Linked DNA regions of Mus musculus: region 2 is linked to region 1. A link is a loop called in an ENCODE intact Hi-C map of the cell type or tissue named here. Cell type or tissue: left cerebral cortex. All regions are shown on one strand.

Region 1 (8,000 bases):
TGCTACATGGGATAAAAATGCTCACAATCTCCCTAACAGCCAGGGACTAACAAAGCATCTAGTGCCAGACAAGAGAAACCTCCCCCAGAATTAATGGTCAGCAGTGTCAAAGACATCACCCAAAGGACACAAACAATTTGTCGTTGTCCTTGGTTCTCTCCTGTAACCTGACCGTAAGACTCCGTTGCTCAAGAGTCCACAATCTGCAGACATAGGGTCTGGAGGAATCAAGCTGGAACTAGCCTTACCTGGGAGCCTCTTTCCCAAGGACTACTTCTTGTAGGATCGGAAGGTGCTGTGCAAGCTTCAAAGAGAGACATTTAATCAATATACAAAGTCCATATACGTTGAATAAATGTAACAAGTTGTTAAGTCTGTGTTCCACAATCACAACCGGCTCAGCAAGCTAACCCCAGGGATTCAACAGTGACATTTTTATCTTGTTTTAACCAACAGATGTCTAACTAGATTTAAGGCCATTAAATGGGAGGGCATTCATGCCTTGAAGTGTAAACCTAAAACAACTATATGTGGTCAGAGAGGTCGTATACCCAGGCTAGTACTTCATACTATCATTTTCCTAAATCAACAATGTAACTGTATTCTAAATATGTATCATTATACCCGCAGGTAAGTGTAGTTCTTACCTCTCATCAAAGCAGCTTGTCTTTGCCTTAGCCAGAGACTATTACAGAGATCCGCCAGTGGTCAAAATGCAGAGAATCAATGACCATGGTTTGCCTGGATCCAATCAGTACATCTACAGTACAATCCCTCCACTACAGCTCATTAAACATTGTGGATGATGGGCCAGAGGAGCAGGATGACTGTTGCAAGTGCGCCAGTGTCACCTTAGATATTTGAAATCCCAGTAGCCTTATTCCCTGAATAAGACCTGAAAGACGACAACATCAGTTGATCTGCCAACCCTGATGGCTGAACTTCACAAGATCCTGGAGGACTAGCTGCAGGCCACCAATGATTGATGAAAGAATCAGTTTTATCCAGGAATGAACTTCCTGATGGGTTATCCAGTTCAGTTTGTCACCCATAAATACATGCACGTATGAACAGTATCAAGTGGAGCTTACAGTTTGTACATATATACAGTTGTGTGTAAGTGTGCATGCATAAGACAATAATAGTTAAATAAAATGTCCTGAGTCTGAGAGGGAATGGTGTGTATGGGAGGTGTTTGAGGAGTGACTGAGGGATAGAAATGATCTCAATGCAGTACCTTTGTATGAAATTATCAGACAAACAAGCATTTAAAAAAATACATATTGGACTTTCTGAAGACGAAGACAGGTTTCACCAAATAGGCAATAATCTATTTCAAGGTATGCAATCAAAGTTTCTTCAATGTCTCCCTCATTTTGAGCCCATTTCATTTGTGACCTATTTGGAGCAAGGGTCTGACATCATTATCATAGGTCTTTCCTCAACACAGAATCAACCGATGCTTCCTCTGTGGCTTTGGGGATCTTCCATGTCACTAGGAAGCTCTGAGCATTGTGTTTCTTAAACAACTTTTTCAGGCGCTAATTTCTTTGAGATGCAGGAGGACTGGCATTGAGAAAGAAACTCATCTCATCTATGCAAGGAAGAATTGCAAACCTGTGCTCCTTTGTTTGAGGCACTTGAGATAGACCCTCAAGAAACTTTCACTGATGTAAACAATAACATGTCCCCCAAATACCATGGTAAAAGATGTGACAGGAACAAAGGTTCATGGGACAAAACTGTTTCACTTGAGTTTCAGAGTGGACTGGAGGTCTTGTAACAACTGTAGGCCGGGGGAAGTATTGCAATGCTAAGAAACAGGATGCGCAGTGGGTTGAGAAGGACACAAAATGGTGTGAGTTCTGAACTTTTCCATGTCGCAGGCACGCAACCTTCTGAACAGCATTTAAATCACCGTATTTCCTTTTTAATGTGCAGAGAAGAATGGTGGTAAATTTACTTATACAGCACACAGCTCAGTACTGAACAAATGCACACTAGTGTCAATAATTGTAACTTGTATGGATTTTGAAGCCAACAATATTATTTTATAAAATCACTTAGTTTTGCTTTAATTGTACAAATGGATAGTCATTACTTGGCAGGGAGGCAATGGAATGTTCTTGGTGTAAATTGTTTCATACATCTAATAAATGATGTCATATGCACACTAATTTCCCATTAAAAAGGACATTAAATTAGGAATATATATGTTTACATAAACGCACACACATAACATGTGCACTTGTTCTCGCAAGATACTAAAGACTATTAACAAATAAACATTTCTACACAAACAGCCAAGGAATTTGAATGGTAAAATATATTAAATTAATATATTTAATTGTTTAAACCATTTAACCATTTCTCTGTCATCTTAGAACAGGACTAATACATGGGGTTAAATGGGATTCTGAAGTCATCATTGAAGTATTAAAGCAAGGCACTGGTCACATCTTAAAGGATGCGTTTGGATCACTGCACTATGCTCAGGCAGGAAAATCACATAAGAATGGTAATTATCACAGAATTTAGGTACAGAATAATTACAACAGTTGTACTTTATACCAGGTGAGAGTTTATTGTTTAAATATTTTTGGAATAAGTGTTTGACTCAGCTTTTTTGCCAAGGAGCAAGCAAAGGGAAAGATACATGAGAAGTAGCAATGCACAGCATAGATATTTTAGGGCTGATTCATAGTGAGTCAGGGAATCAGTGCCAAGGACCTGAACATATTGGGAAGTGTTCCACCATTGAGTTGCCCACTAGCTTCTCTTTATGAAGCTTTAAGATCTTTGTCCTTGGGAGATCCAGCAGGCTACATTTCATTCCAAGAAGAGCCCCATGCGTGGTTAGAGTTGGTGTCATGCTATCATTTTTATTATTATGGTTTTTGAATCTCAAAATGTACAGCTCCCCAGAAAATCCTATTGCTTTCCCCTTAGAAACATTACATCCATTCTATTCCTTGTGTGTCCAGAAGAGTAAAAGGTTCTCTAAGTCCAAAGAAGCCAAATGTCTGGTGGATGTGGCAGACCTGAGGAAAGCCTTGCCATCGTTTGTTCATGGTGACTTGGTACCATAAAGCCCGTCCTTCAGCCCAGTGGGGAGTACCCATCAGGGCCTATTGTGTTTATCACAATAGCCATGAGCCTTGAAAGCTGGCAGTCCACATGCCCATGAGTTTGTAAACTCAAGATTGCTTCCATTATAACACTACCGTGCTCTGGCAGCCCAGACTCTTAAGACTGGCCCACAGCCGTTGCTAGGCATCGGAATCTCATCGCCTATTTAAAGCATTTCAGTATCCTAGAAGACCATCACAGAGAGTTACTTTGTAGGAGTCTCTCTTTTCTGCCATCAAATTGATTTGTGAATATACTAAATATTGGGTGCAAACAAATTGCAGAAAGGCCAAGGATGCTTTCCCTCTTTCACAGTAATCTGTACACTGGGTCCTTTACATCAGCCTCCGTAGTACAATCTGTGGTTGTGACAGATCTCGGTCACCTTTCTCAGGGAAGGTGCTGGGACGTGATTGGCCTAACAGGTGCTTTTCCATATTAAGGAATGTTTCTCAAGACATTTGAGTCTGTGCATCAGGAATCCAGAATGCTTTCCAACTCTGCCTCAGCAGGAAGACAATGAGTACAATCCTCTGAATCTAAATGTTACCAGCTCCATTTAACAGCTAAACCCTACCACATCTCATCAGTGTGCTTATGCATGTGTGAGAAATGATTTTATCTTCTTTTGGGGATAAGCATGTAGACTCAGGATCATCATGGGGAAAAACTAGCTAGCTCAGTGTTTCCTTGTTGACTAAAGGAAGACCAGCCAGGGATCCAACCCACGTCTTGGAATTCATTACTGTTTTCACCTTGGGCTGACTCTTCAATTCAGTAATAACACTTTCTGATATCTGTAGCATTTAATAATAGGCCCATTCAAAACTTACAAGATAGTTTTCATTTGAGATTCTAATCAGTTCAAGATTGAGAAGCAAATTATACACCGTTTTACCATTTCTGGGCATATTTCTATGTCATAGCAGCCCAGCAAATTGAAGGAGCAAAATCCAGAGATTTGGAAGCCTAAGTCTGGAGCCTAAGAGAAACTGTTGTGGAGCAAGAAGACTTAAGACTCCTTCTAAAATCAGGGCATTTTCCATCCTGTCAAGATAACTAGATTTTTTAAAAAGGGTTACTTATTATCTATACAGTGTTCTGCCTGCGTGTATGCCTGCATACCAGAAGAGGGCACCAGATCTCATTAGAGAGGTTATGAGCCACTATGTGGTTGTTGGGAATTGAATTCAGGACCTTTAGAAGAGCAGCCAGTGCTCTTAACCTCTGTGCCCTCTCTCCAGCCCAATCTGGGCGGTTTGAACTGTATTGCCCTTGACCCAATGCCATTTCGCTTTGTTTTTTCCTTATTCAATGAGGAACATTGTAAAAGGCTTTAGGGCTCATAAATGTGAAGATGATGGCAACATTTCCTCAGAAAAATCTCTGATACTGTTTGAAATACTCTTGTGAATTTAATATATTGATAAATGTTTTCCCAACAGTATTAAAAATAATAGCTTTTTCTGCGACCATTCTGTACGTGGCAGAGAGAGTATTGTCTGGGAGCATGAGAATATGTTAATTGCAGGAGAACTAAGTGTGGCCGAGGTGAGTCTTCTTGCAGTTTTATGCTCCACAGTCCTTCCTTAGACGAGAAAGTTTAAAGTAAGAAAGGTTTGATTCTCAAAGTGTAATATAAAAATTTTAAAAATACAATTTTAATTGAACTATGATTGTGTCGCTTCTCCTATTTTCTTTCTTCACTTGAGCCCCATCTCAGCCACTTAAAAAACACTATTACACCCAGAGTTATTCAAGGAATTGATTATATAAGAAAGCATGTATTGTTTAAAAGTTTATCACCCTTGCACTCCAAATTTTACATATTTGCATATGTAATTTTAAATTAGCATGTTGGGATGACAAGTCGAGTCTGCTCCTGTCCTGCTCAATCTCTGCATATATTAGTGTATTAAAAATAGATTTTCTGTTTGGGCCTGAAAACCCCTGGAATCTCAGTCTCTTGTCCCTGGGCCATCATCTAACACTCTTTTGCTTCTTCCACTATCTTTCTTCTGTTCTGTAACTGACTCAGGACATTTTACAATGAGGGCACTCCTTTCCAGACCTTTCACAATGGGGACATTCTTTTGTTAATGTGCTGCCTAGCACCGGGGTTTGGCCTGTGCACCTGAGCAAATACCGTCTGAGGGTTTCAGCTTTATAAATCCTCCATTTCCCAAGAGTAAACGAGACTTGAACAGAATTTTTGTCTTGCCTCCTTCCTCAGCGTCTTCTGATCCCAAAATTTGTCATTGTAGCTCCCTTCCCACGAGAAACCTGTTGTTTAAGTCCTGCAGGTTGGGGCAATTTTCTAAAGATCTTAGCATGTGGTGTATTCCCACGGTATTCATAGCATACCACATAGTACTATATTTTTTGTGTGTATGTGTGTGTTGCCTGCCTTTATGCATATGTGCTTGCCTGATGTTCATGGGGCTCAGAAGGACACATTGTGGGTCCTGGAACTGCCATTATCTGTGGTTGTGAACCAACATGTGTGTGCTGGGATGGAATCTCTACCCTGACCCTCTGTGTGAACAACACGGAGGCCTTAACTGCTGAGCCATCTCATCTCTACTACTCCTCACACTGTACTTTTTCGAAACATGCATTTTGATTCATATTTACCACCACTGGATTGCAGTAAGTGAATATGAATACCTTCTATAGCCGTCAACGAAAACGTGATTTGTATCAGTCCAACCAGATACACTATTCAATCATTTTATGATTTCTTTTTCCTAAGGAATTTAAATAATTTTCGCTTTTGTACCTTAAAACTCTTCCATTTTGGCCACTGCAGCCATACTGTGTTACTAAGACATTTACTTACATGGTGATTGCTTCTTTCTCTGACATATGGTAGTGGTAGAGTTTCTAAATATATAACTAGAAATTAGTGTTTTTTTAACAGTTTGAGGGATTGAATGCAAGGTTCCATGCTTGTGAGGAAGGTACTCCATTCAACTGCTACACTTCCAAGTCTGCCTTTCCTTTTGTCTTTGTTAATCAGCACAGTGATATGGCAAAGGGTTTTCGTGTTGTAAAATCACTATGTCTTCAGACATCTGCTTTATAAAAGGAAGGCTGGAGGGAAGAGGTAGTGCGGATTACTGGTCAGCATTGGTGGGGTCATTCTGCTCTGTGGTTCCATATAGACTGATGAGCATGGAAAGGCAGCCTTAAGGGGTCATACTTCAAACCTGCAGTCACGTCTATCACATAAGAGGTTATACTTCAAACCTGAAGTCAACTCTATCACATAAGAGGTTATACTTCAAACCCGCAGTCAACTCTATCACAGGATTTCTACCATGAGCAACAACACTAGAATGAAATACTATGAGTGAATGAAAATCGCCCTCTTCTTTTGAGGAAAAGAAGATGAAACCCTTTTATCCATGCCTCCTTTAAATTCTCTTTTTGTTGTGTGTGATTGCTTTCTGTGTTACTAAGTATTGAACTTGAAGCTACAACAAGAGGATGCTTAATCATTGATCCCCAATCCTAACTCATCTTTTATCTTATTCTTTCTCATCGGTAATGCCATTAGGGTCACAGTTTTATAGTAAATGAAAAACAAATTAAAAAGTGGCATATATACACATATCGCAAGCACATATCTTCATATGTGTATATAATTTCACATCAGAAAATTCATCCCTCGCAGCCACCTTCTCCAACCTCACAGCCCCTGTCTTCTCTATATGAGCAAGTACAGAGTGGACTCTTCTCTCATGGCTGTGATCTTACCAGTGGTTATTTCCAAGGGGGGACAAAGAAAGCAAGCGAGTTTCTACTCTGTTTGCATTGCAGGTAAGAATGAGAATTACAGTCGTACTTACAAGAGCTCATCATCACCTAACCCGAGAAGAGCAGGGAGGGTGAGAAGCACTGATTTCACCTCCTCTCTTTGCTCTGATGCCTTGCAAGTTGTTGTGATTAACATCACTCTTAACAGTTTCCCACCATTTTGAGAGAAATTGAAAAGTGCAGTGTTCATTGCCTCTGGTTGTCTGACGGGTCGTTTCATCCTTAACTGCAAGATGCAACTAAAGGTTCAGAAAAGCCTTTTTACCGGGTGTGGTGGCACATGCCTTTAATCCCAGCACTCAGAAGGCAGAGGCAGGGAGATTTCTGAGTTCGAGGCCAGCCTGGTCTACAAAGTGAGTTCCAGGACAGCCAGGGCTATACAGAGAAACCCTGTCTCAGAAAACCAAAAATAAATAAAAAATTAAAATACAAAATACAAAAAAGGGAAAAGCCTTGTTTCATAACAAAATATTTATATACTGTCTTCCAATTGTCACTAGTATTGGCATTCCAGTAATTCCAATTACTTTCGTTGTTAATGGAGATAGGTACTGATTCTGGTAATGCCAGTATTTTCAATCAGTCTGATACTTTAGCTAGGAACATGGCCATTGTAAATTGCCACTTCATTTTAGATATCAAACATTGATAATTTCTTACATTCTTTTATTCAGTAAATTCAAAGAAGGTGATGATTTCTTTCTTTTTTTTAAAGATTTATTTAGTTTATGTGAACACAGTCCCCCCTTCAGACACCCCAAATCCCATTACAGATGGTTGTGAGCCACCATGTAGTTGCTGGGAATTGAACTCAGGACCTCTGGAAGAGCAGTCAGTGCTCTTAACTGCTGAGCCATCTCTCCAGCCTGACAACTTAATATATTCCTTGTTAGTAATATAGTCATTATTTACCCAAGGAGCTTTTTCAGGTATATTTTATTAATATCATTTAATAAAATAGTTTTTCTTTAGTCACAGAAAATCATCCTGAAGACATCTCTCTGCCAGGTTAAGATTTCAGAGTTTTTAAAAATGAATGCTAACTGGTCATT
Region 2 (8,000 bases), 53 kb after region 1:
TACGGGTAAGCCTGAATCATATAGGCTATCTTGGCCTCCTCTGCACACTCAGGTCCCTTCTCTGGAGACTCATAAGGCTGCCAGTGCTCACCCCAGTTCCTCTCAGACGATGTCTGGGGAAGGCTCCCTTGTCCACTTGTCTGCTCCCAGGCAAACAATCTGCAGCTGAAGCCTCCAAGGGATGCCTATCCTCAGCTGGTTCAACATCGGCTCAGATGGGCCCTGGGCCTCCTTCTCTATTCTCACTCATACACTTGGCATAGAACATCACAAAGTGCCAGAGAAAGTTAGGCAAGATCATTTTATCTCAGGGATGTAAGGCAGGCTGATGCTGGGCAAGGGGGCCTGCAGCTCCTGTGCAGAAGGCGGCAGCAGAGTGCTTGTTTCCTTCAGCAAGAGATGTCAAGGAAAGGGGGCCAAAATCATTGGCCTTTCACATCTTTTGTTTGGGGGAAACCTTACATTGTAACCAGGCTGCACGGGTACTTTCTGCACACAAGATTAATCCTTCAGCAGGCATGAGCCGAGGGACTATGGGGCCCAGAGTTCACCTCTGCTGCAACCTGTTAAGAACACTGAATCCCTGTGAGTAGGGAGGGCCTTTGAGAAGGGAAGAGTTTGGTGTATGGGTGTGGCAGTGGGCTAACCTGCTACGAATTCCATTTTCCTTAGCCTCCAGCTTGACCCTTGGAGGATGAAGTCTAGACTGAAGACAGATTGGGGGACAAGTAGGGTCTCAGCACCTCAGAGCTCCACCCCCTGGCTTCCTCTGGGCCATGGGAAGGCATTCTGTGCTGGAAGAAGTCTTAGAGACCACCCAACCCCAGGCTTCTGCCTCAGCTTAACCAGGCTCCAGTCCTGCCCAGTTGGGAGCTGTGAGCACCCTGTGAGCATCCACCGTGTGCAACACAGCCTTTATCATAACTCTGCGTCCCTCAAGGCACAATATGACAAGGGCTATGCATCACTTACCCCGTTGTCCACTGTACTCTTCCAACCTAGTGCCCAGTCTTCAGCCTCTACTTATGCTGCATGTCAGATGGACAGAGGCAGACAGGGTAGACACCATGTACAGAGTGGCCTTGGATGGTCTGTGCCTCCCCCAGCACTCCTGGCTCTTCCTTGGACATAGATCTACTCTCCCAGGCCTCTGTCCCATTCTCTATGCCACCCCTATTTCTCCAGAACACCCTCTCTCCCCAGGCCCCAAGCCAGAGGGATGTGCCTACCACCCTCACAGCCTCACCTAACCCAGTCACTATCCACCCTGCATTATGTAATGCCTCCCATCAACATGACACCTATGATGCAGTCTTTTGGGGACTGGCTCTGTCTTCCCCAAGCCTGACCAAGCACTTATCAACCTTCATCACAGCCTCATGCAGTAAGCACTATGCAGGAAAAGTAGCTCAGGGGTCCTTCCAGAGCTGACCCTCAATTCCAGGGGTGCCTGGTGTTCCCTCCCAGATGCTGCTTGCTTGTTGGACTATCAGCCAGATATTGCTGACCATACACTTCCAACTGCCAACCACACCACCCGGTGAGTCTGGAGTGCTAGCAGAAGCTCAGATACTGCCAGTAACACTCCAGACTATCTCCGGCTCATTACCATTGCATCGTGAAAAATCCCCCACCATCTCCATAACAGAGTCAACCAAATCAGAGGAGGGGGTAGGGTAGTGCCTGGTCCCTGAAGGTTCCCTTTCTGTGAAAAACTCTGACAATGACAGACAGTGTGCACACCACACCCTCACAACCCTCTCCAGGCAGAAGCCTCAAAGTTCAAAAGACTGCCAGAGAAGCTGCTTTCTAGAGTTGGGGCTTCCTTCCTCATTCTCTGGCCACCGAGGCAATTTCCCGCCTGTTCTCAGGGCCTCTGGAGTATCTGCCCTTGGGTACGAGGAGGAAGAGGACTTGTAGGTTCAGTGACAAGACAACACGACACTTGTGGAGGTGTGCAGTTTCCACAGGTCCAGCCTTAGGGGCTTATGGGAGAATCTACTGCTCCTGCTGTGAAGGCTGCGTCCAGGAGAGCCTGAACAGAGTGCCTCCTGAATTTCTCACTTCAGACCACCACAAGAACTTCTCAGAATCCCCCCCAACGTCCAGTTCCCATCTGGGACTCAGGTTCAAAGGTGAGGGACACATTCTCTTGGGGCAACTAAGGGGGCAATCATGGGAGTCTCTCAGGAATGTCGCCTCTTCTCCCTGCTATAGCCCAGAGATGGGAAGAAAGCCCCGACAAGTCCTGTGACTGGGTGATCCTGTTCCCTGTCTGGGCTACTGGACATTGACTGGTCCCTGCTGAGTGACAGCTCAATTGGGTGGAAGGAAGTAGGGTGGCTACCCCCTGCGCCTCTTCCTCAATGGGCCTTTCCTCTTGAAGGGGACCAGAGATGTCACCCGCCTCCACTTCTCACACTTCAAATCCCATAAGACACCTTGCACTTTCAAACAACTTTGCAGTGGGTACCAGCCCACTTCCTCCTTCTGCTATGTTGGCCAGGCTGGCCATCCATGAGGACAAACCCCAACCCAGCATCCTCAGCCTCCAGCTTGCCACATCCGTCTTGCCATGAGCCCCCAAGCTCCCTTCCTGCTTCTGTGAAGCCATTTTCCTCCCAGCCACCCAGCAAATGTCTATACGTGCTCCAAACCCCAGCTCCCAGCTCCGAGGCCCGGGTGAGGCCTGCATCCATTCTACAAGCAGCAGAGCTCCCTCTTCTGCTTACTTGCCCTGTCTTCTCTGATGGCTCTTGGGCTTTGCCTCTCTCCTTTCCCATGCGATGGGTGACAGAACAGCCTGTGCTCTCAATTATTTTGTGCAGACTAAGAAGACACGCAGTAGAGGAAGCCTGAGGGTTAAGGTAACAGTGGCCACAGTAGACTGGGAAGCTAAGAAGACACGCCCCACTCGCCCCCACATCTCTCTCTACAAGCATGGGAGCTATCTTCCAGTACTGGCCCACACTATCCATCCCATCTTGTTCCCTCGTGCCCCAAATTCCCTCCTGCCCCACCTCCAAAGGTAATGGAGGCAAACGCAAGTCAACAAAACATAGAACAATACAATATAAAGCGTCTGGAAAAGCAAGCCCCGCCCTGGATTTCTGTGCCTGTAAGGGAAGGAAGGAAACAATATCAAATGCCCCACAAAGTTTTACACAGCTCAGGCCTTGGGATAGGGCTTTTTTCCTTCAGGTCCCGGCTAGGGATGAGGGTGACCCCGTGTGGTTTGGATGTGAAGTGTCCCCAGAAGGCTGAAGAGTTGAAGTCTTCGTGCCCAACTGATGGATCCAGTCATTGAGAGGTGACTGGACTTGAACCTCACCAATGGGTTAATCTGTTGCTGGAGCCATAAATTGGTGGATTTTAGGAGGTGGGAATCTTGCTCAAAGTAGTTTATTGGGAAAATATATTATTGTTCTGCTTCCTGGCCATTAGGGAGTAAGTAGCTTCATCCATCTCCCACGCTAAGCAATGGAGTCGGTTGTCCATGGGATAAAACAATTGAATCTATGAGCCAAAATAAATCTTCCTCCCTTGCTTGGCCAAGTGTTGTAGGGACAAAGCATCAGACTCCCACACTGCACCTGTATCCCTCGCTAGGAAGCAGAGTGGACTCCTGAGACTCTGCCCCAGGCAGTGACATAGAGGGATTTGGCAGCCAGCAGAAGACCTTCTGATGAGCCCCCATCCCAGCCCCTTAGCAATAGAGGTGGTCTGTGAAAGCATGCTGCAGGCTGCACGCTCTTTAGTGTCAACTCTGGGGTGCTCATTTTTTTTCAACAAAATTTCCACAGAGCTGATGGTCCATTAGATAATACCACAAGCGAATTTCATTCTAACACACTGAGCTCTCCAGGCAGGGAGCAGCTTGGGCCTCACTTTTGCAACATGGCAGGTACAGAGAATCAAATAGGTTTGATGGCACCTGGAAAGGACCAGTCCACCTCTGGTTATCACTTTCTGCTGATCATCTTTCCATGGCATCTGCTTTTACTGTTCGGTTCTTCATCTGCACCAAGAAACAGTCTCCTTGAGTCCTTATTACAAATCACTAATGGCCCAGATGGGACCTTTCATCTGAGAGCGCATCATCTTTTCCCTGTCTGAGAGGTAGTGCTGACACCTGCCTGCTGCTGACCCAGAGACCAGGTCTGCCTTTGCTTGGGGATGCCTGTAAGACAAGTAGTGATGCCTTCTCCTTGACATAGTTTGGGGACAGATTCTACTTGTCATATTGAGTCTGGTACTGTGGGGAGAGGGAGGCTGGAAAGGGGTGGAGAAGAGCGGTTTACAGGACTGGAAGCCCTGGCAATGCTTGCTGGTTTGGCCAAATGAAAATGGCTGGTACCCGGTCAGCACACCGACTGGTCTGACTCAAGTCTGTTTGTCTGTTTAGGGATGCCTGACAAAGAGGCATCCTGTATCTGTTAAGTGTAAGCCTCGAACCCTTGCTCTCCCAATTCGCAAAGCCTGCTTCCTTTTCCAGTATGATCTATATGGCCAACTGATCAGTCAGGCTCAAAGCTATCTTTGACTTCAGTTTTGAAAGAAAGAGAAAAGGCATGGTCCAAGATTAAGAAGTCTCAGCGTTAGAGTCTAGGTGTTTAAAAAACAATCCATTGCTACATTAACAGTGGCACTCACTCCTGCACAACCTTGGAGACTATGCATAGGGTGTGGCGAACCCTGTGCCCCCGGGGCCAAAAGATCTAACTAGAAAAACTCAGCGAAGACTGCACTGCTGACTCCCGGCCTCTGAGGAACATGTTTCCAGTCTCCATGGTAGTTCTGTGTGCTCAGTTGTTGGTACTGGATGTATCGACAACTTCAATAATTAGGTCTTTTGAGTAAAACATGTACATGTCTCAGGTTGTCACTACACTCTTTCAGAAGTTAGGACAGCAATAGGCTGACATGTGCTCCAGTTTGAAAGGCACAAGAAGAAAATAAAAGACCAAGGCAGGAGGGGCTAGAGGGGAAGGCATAAGTCTTTTCTAGTAAACACACCCCCCCCCCTTGTAGCTAATTCCTAGGTGCTCAAAACAAAATTAAGAAAAAATGGCTGCCCAGTGGCCCTGACCTCAAACACAACCTCCACAGACCTGAGCCTAGGTGACTCTCCATTAAAAACAGTATGGGGGGGACCCTCTGTGGTAGACAAATAAAGTTTCAAGTTTAGGGGAATCTGTGGGCTGTTGGGTGTGTGGGAAGAAGTTGAACCAGATACCCAAGCTAGCTACCCATATGCTCAATGCTACTGTGGCTCTAAGGATGTGTTAATGTCAGTTCTCAAAAGCAGGGCTCAAAGAAGGTGCAGTGACTAAACAGTCTAGGAAGGCCCTCTGTCTGTCCGGACAGGAGGAATATTCTTAACACAACCCCTCATTAAAAGGTTGCAGCCACTGTTATGGTCTCACAAGTAAAATGAGGTTCTATTTCAAGCTACTCCCCAGACCCCAGGTCTCCCGAAGTTTTGGTTAGAGTTTCTGGCTCTCCCCATCCCCTTTTGGAGAGTAGGGGAGGGGAGGTGTGCCAGAAAATACACCACAATATTTTCATGTTGGTGTGTCAGGTCAAATCCTGACTGGCATCATAGAAGTTTTACGGGAGGCAATTTGGATCTGCGATATAGGAGACTCTACTCTCCATGGAGATTTGAGACAGTTAAAAAAAAATCTCCCCCCAAATTCAACCTGGTTTCAACCAGGGCTATGGGGCCCCCAGTAACTCTTGTAAAAGTTCTGCTATAGGCCTTGCGCCCTTTGCTGCCTACTACTTTTCTTAGATGGAGATGAGAAATCATGTCTTGGGGTACAAACTGGCATGTTCCCTAAAAATCAAACTTATCTCATGCTATGTAGGCACTTGACATGTTCAACAGTTATCCCCCGAGCAGTTCCCTTGCACCACAGGAAGTAGGTTCGGAAGGAAGGTCTATATCCCTCAGGAAGGAAAGCCCAAAATGTCTCAGGGAAGGGACAGTGTGCAGTGTGCAGAGACAGCTTCAGGGGGTTTTTCTGCAGAGGAAGTAAGTCAAGAGGGCCTAAGGCAGTCATAGCAACTACCCTGGAGTTTCTCATTCAGAGGTTTTGCTGGGGACCTGAGACTAGAACCAAGCCCTAGACCCCAGCTCTTCTCAGAGAGTGGACTCTCTCTGTCTTTCTGTCTCTCTCTCTCTGGACAACAGATGGCTGTACCTCAGCCCTTCACAATGGTAGCTTGACCTGCTTCAGCAGAGTGGGGCCTGCCTCTTGTTCTCCCAGGGGTAGGTAGCTTTGCATCCAGAAAGACCCCGTCTTCCTTCCTACAAGGCTTCCACCTGCCAGCTTTTGTCTATCTCAACTCATGGAGAGTCAAACTTGTTCATCAGGATTCCTGCCAAAGTCCCCAAAGCCTAGCTGTGAACGGGCCCTGAGTTCCAGAAGCACACTCAGGGACTCAGTATCCCTCATTAAAGAAACGAAAAATAAGCAATCAAAAACCTCGCCACTGATGGGTTCTCTATCACACCTATTGAAGCAAGGTTGCTGGACAGGAGCCAGGCCTGTGCTGAAGCCAGCTCCAGATCACAGATTGATCCCGAGGCCCAGCGAGAGCAGGGCCAGGGACTACGAGGGGCTGTTTTTCTCGAAGACAGCTAACCTTTCTTCCATCAGCCTGCATAGCTGTTGTCTGTACACTGGGGTGGGGGTTACTGGTGATCTTTCAGATCTTCGAGTGGCAGTTGGCTTAGCCACACCCCTTCCAACTGTCATTCTGAGGGGCATTGCAGACCGAAGAGTAGACTAGTCCAAATGCCCTGGGGTAACCACAGTGATTATATGTCCCAAGACCACCTGGACAGTGTTCCTTCTTTGGCCATCAGGTCCTCAAGTCAGACTTGGAGGAGCAAGCCAGTAGCAGAGCTGCAGATATTACAGGGGCTCTAGGTAGGGTCCCCCCAGGCCATCTAAACCATGAAGCAGGCTCTGTCAAGCAGCTGTACATGTTCAAGCCTCCTAGGGGGACAAAGTCTATTCTTGAGACTGTCAGATGGGGCAGAGGTTTTACAAAAGGAGCCCCCCTTAGAGCTCCTCTGGGACTATTCCCAGTAGCCCTTACTGTTTTTCAGATGACACTGACACAGATAATGTGTCTTGCCCCTGTCTGATTTCCATTGCTCCTCAACTGCCCTCAGTGTCGGTTAGGATGGAATCCTCAGGGCTGAGGTTCCCTCCTGACCTCCCAAACACCCAGTGGCTGTTGGGAACTTGTCACTCAAGCCTTTGGGGGCTTCTGGTTGGATTTCTTGGGGGCACAATCCCCACTGAGCCTTGGGGATAGTAACTCAAAGACAGGTCTGTCTTTGAGGAGGCATTTTGCCTTAATTAAGCCCCAACTGGGGACTAGTCGAGATTTTGTCATCTCAGGGAACCTTTCGAGTCTGTCCCCTGCCCCCAGACAACCAGATCTCACAATGTGTGTGTGTGTGTGTGTGGGGGGGGTTTCCTTCAGAAGCTTCAATAGTAGATGGCAGGATCCTGAGTGGATATTCCCACACCCTGAAGGATGAGAAATACCCTCTCCCTCTTCTTTCTTAACCCTCTAGGTCATCTGGTTCTGTACAGCTGCCTTATTTTATACTCTTCTGCTGTCTCTCCCCAGTCGAGGGCACTCTCTGGATTGCCAGGCAACAATGAGAATCTCAATAAACTTCTCCTTAGGAATGGGGTGGGAGGCAGGGGAAGGAGGGGAGACACACCTAGTGGAAGCAGAGTCTCCTGCAAAGTCTCTTTTTCCCTCCAGGGAGCTGTTGGGAGTCCCAAGAGCGCTCCTCTACTCTTGGCTAACTCTAGCCTCCTTTCTCCCTTCCTTGAATCTTGATGCAGGCAGGGCCCAAAGTTTTCAACTTTACCCTTGGCTAGGCACAAACAGCCCCCAGTCACATTGCCTCCCTTCTTCTCAGGCTGCCCAAGGCCACCAGGCTCAAGACTTCAGGTGCTAGCAGAGCC

What was found. Hi-C counts contacts between places; a loop is a spot of excess contacts. Peaks named below come from ENCODE experiments on the same cell type or tissue, not always from the same donor. Only the 100,000 strongest peaks of a DNase experiment are listed, where the experiment ranks them.
Region 2: it touches region 1 in a loop (8-fold over the local background); 26 of 42 quality-filtered maps call a loop at or near these places.

The regions. Positions count from the first base shown.
Region 1 is chr15:74,688,755-74,696,754 of GRCm38, reverse strand. Gm32994 (a long non-coding RNA gene) reads right to left here. Exons shown (of 5, transcript XR_003951652.1): 4 at 249-304. Among named protein-coding and RNA genes, the nearest start is that of 4933427E11Rik, 16 kb to the left of the region's middle. In left cerebral cortex, a CTCF peak has its summit at 4,259 (motif pointing right); DNase peaks (open chromatin) are centred at 2,730, 3,273, 3,625 and 4,267; H3K27ac peaks cover 395 bases.
Region 2 is chr15:74,635,562-74,643,561 of GRCm38, reverse strand. Mroh4 (maestro heat-like repeat family member 4) reads left to right here and starts at 7,244. Exons shown (of 27, transcript NM_001177437.1): 1 at 7,244-7,346; 2 at 7,955-8,000. In left cerebral cortex, a CTCF peak has its summit at 3,231; DNase peaks (open chromatin) are centred at 1,572, 2,510, 3,220 and 5,252.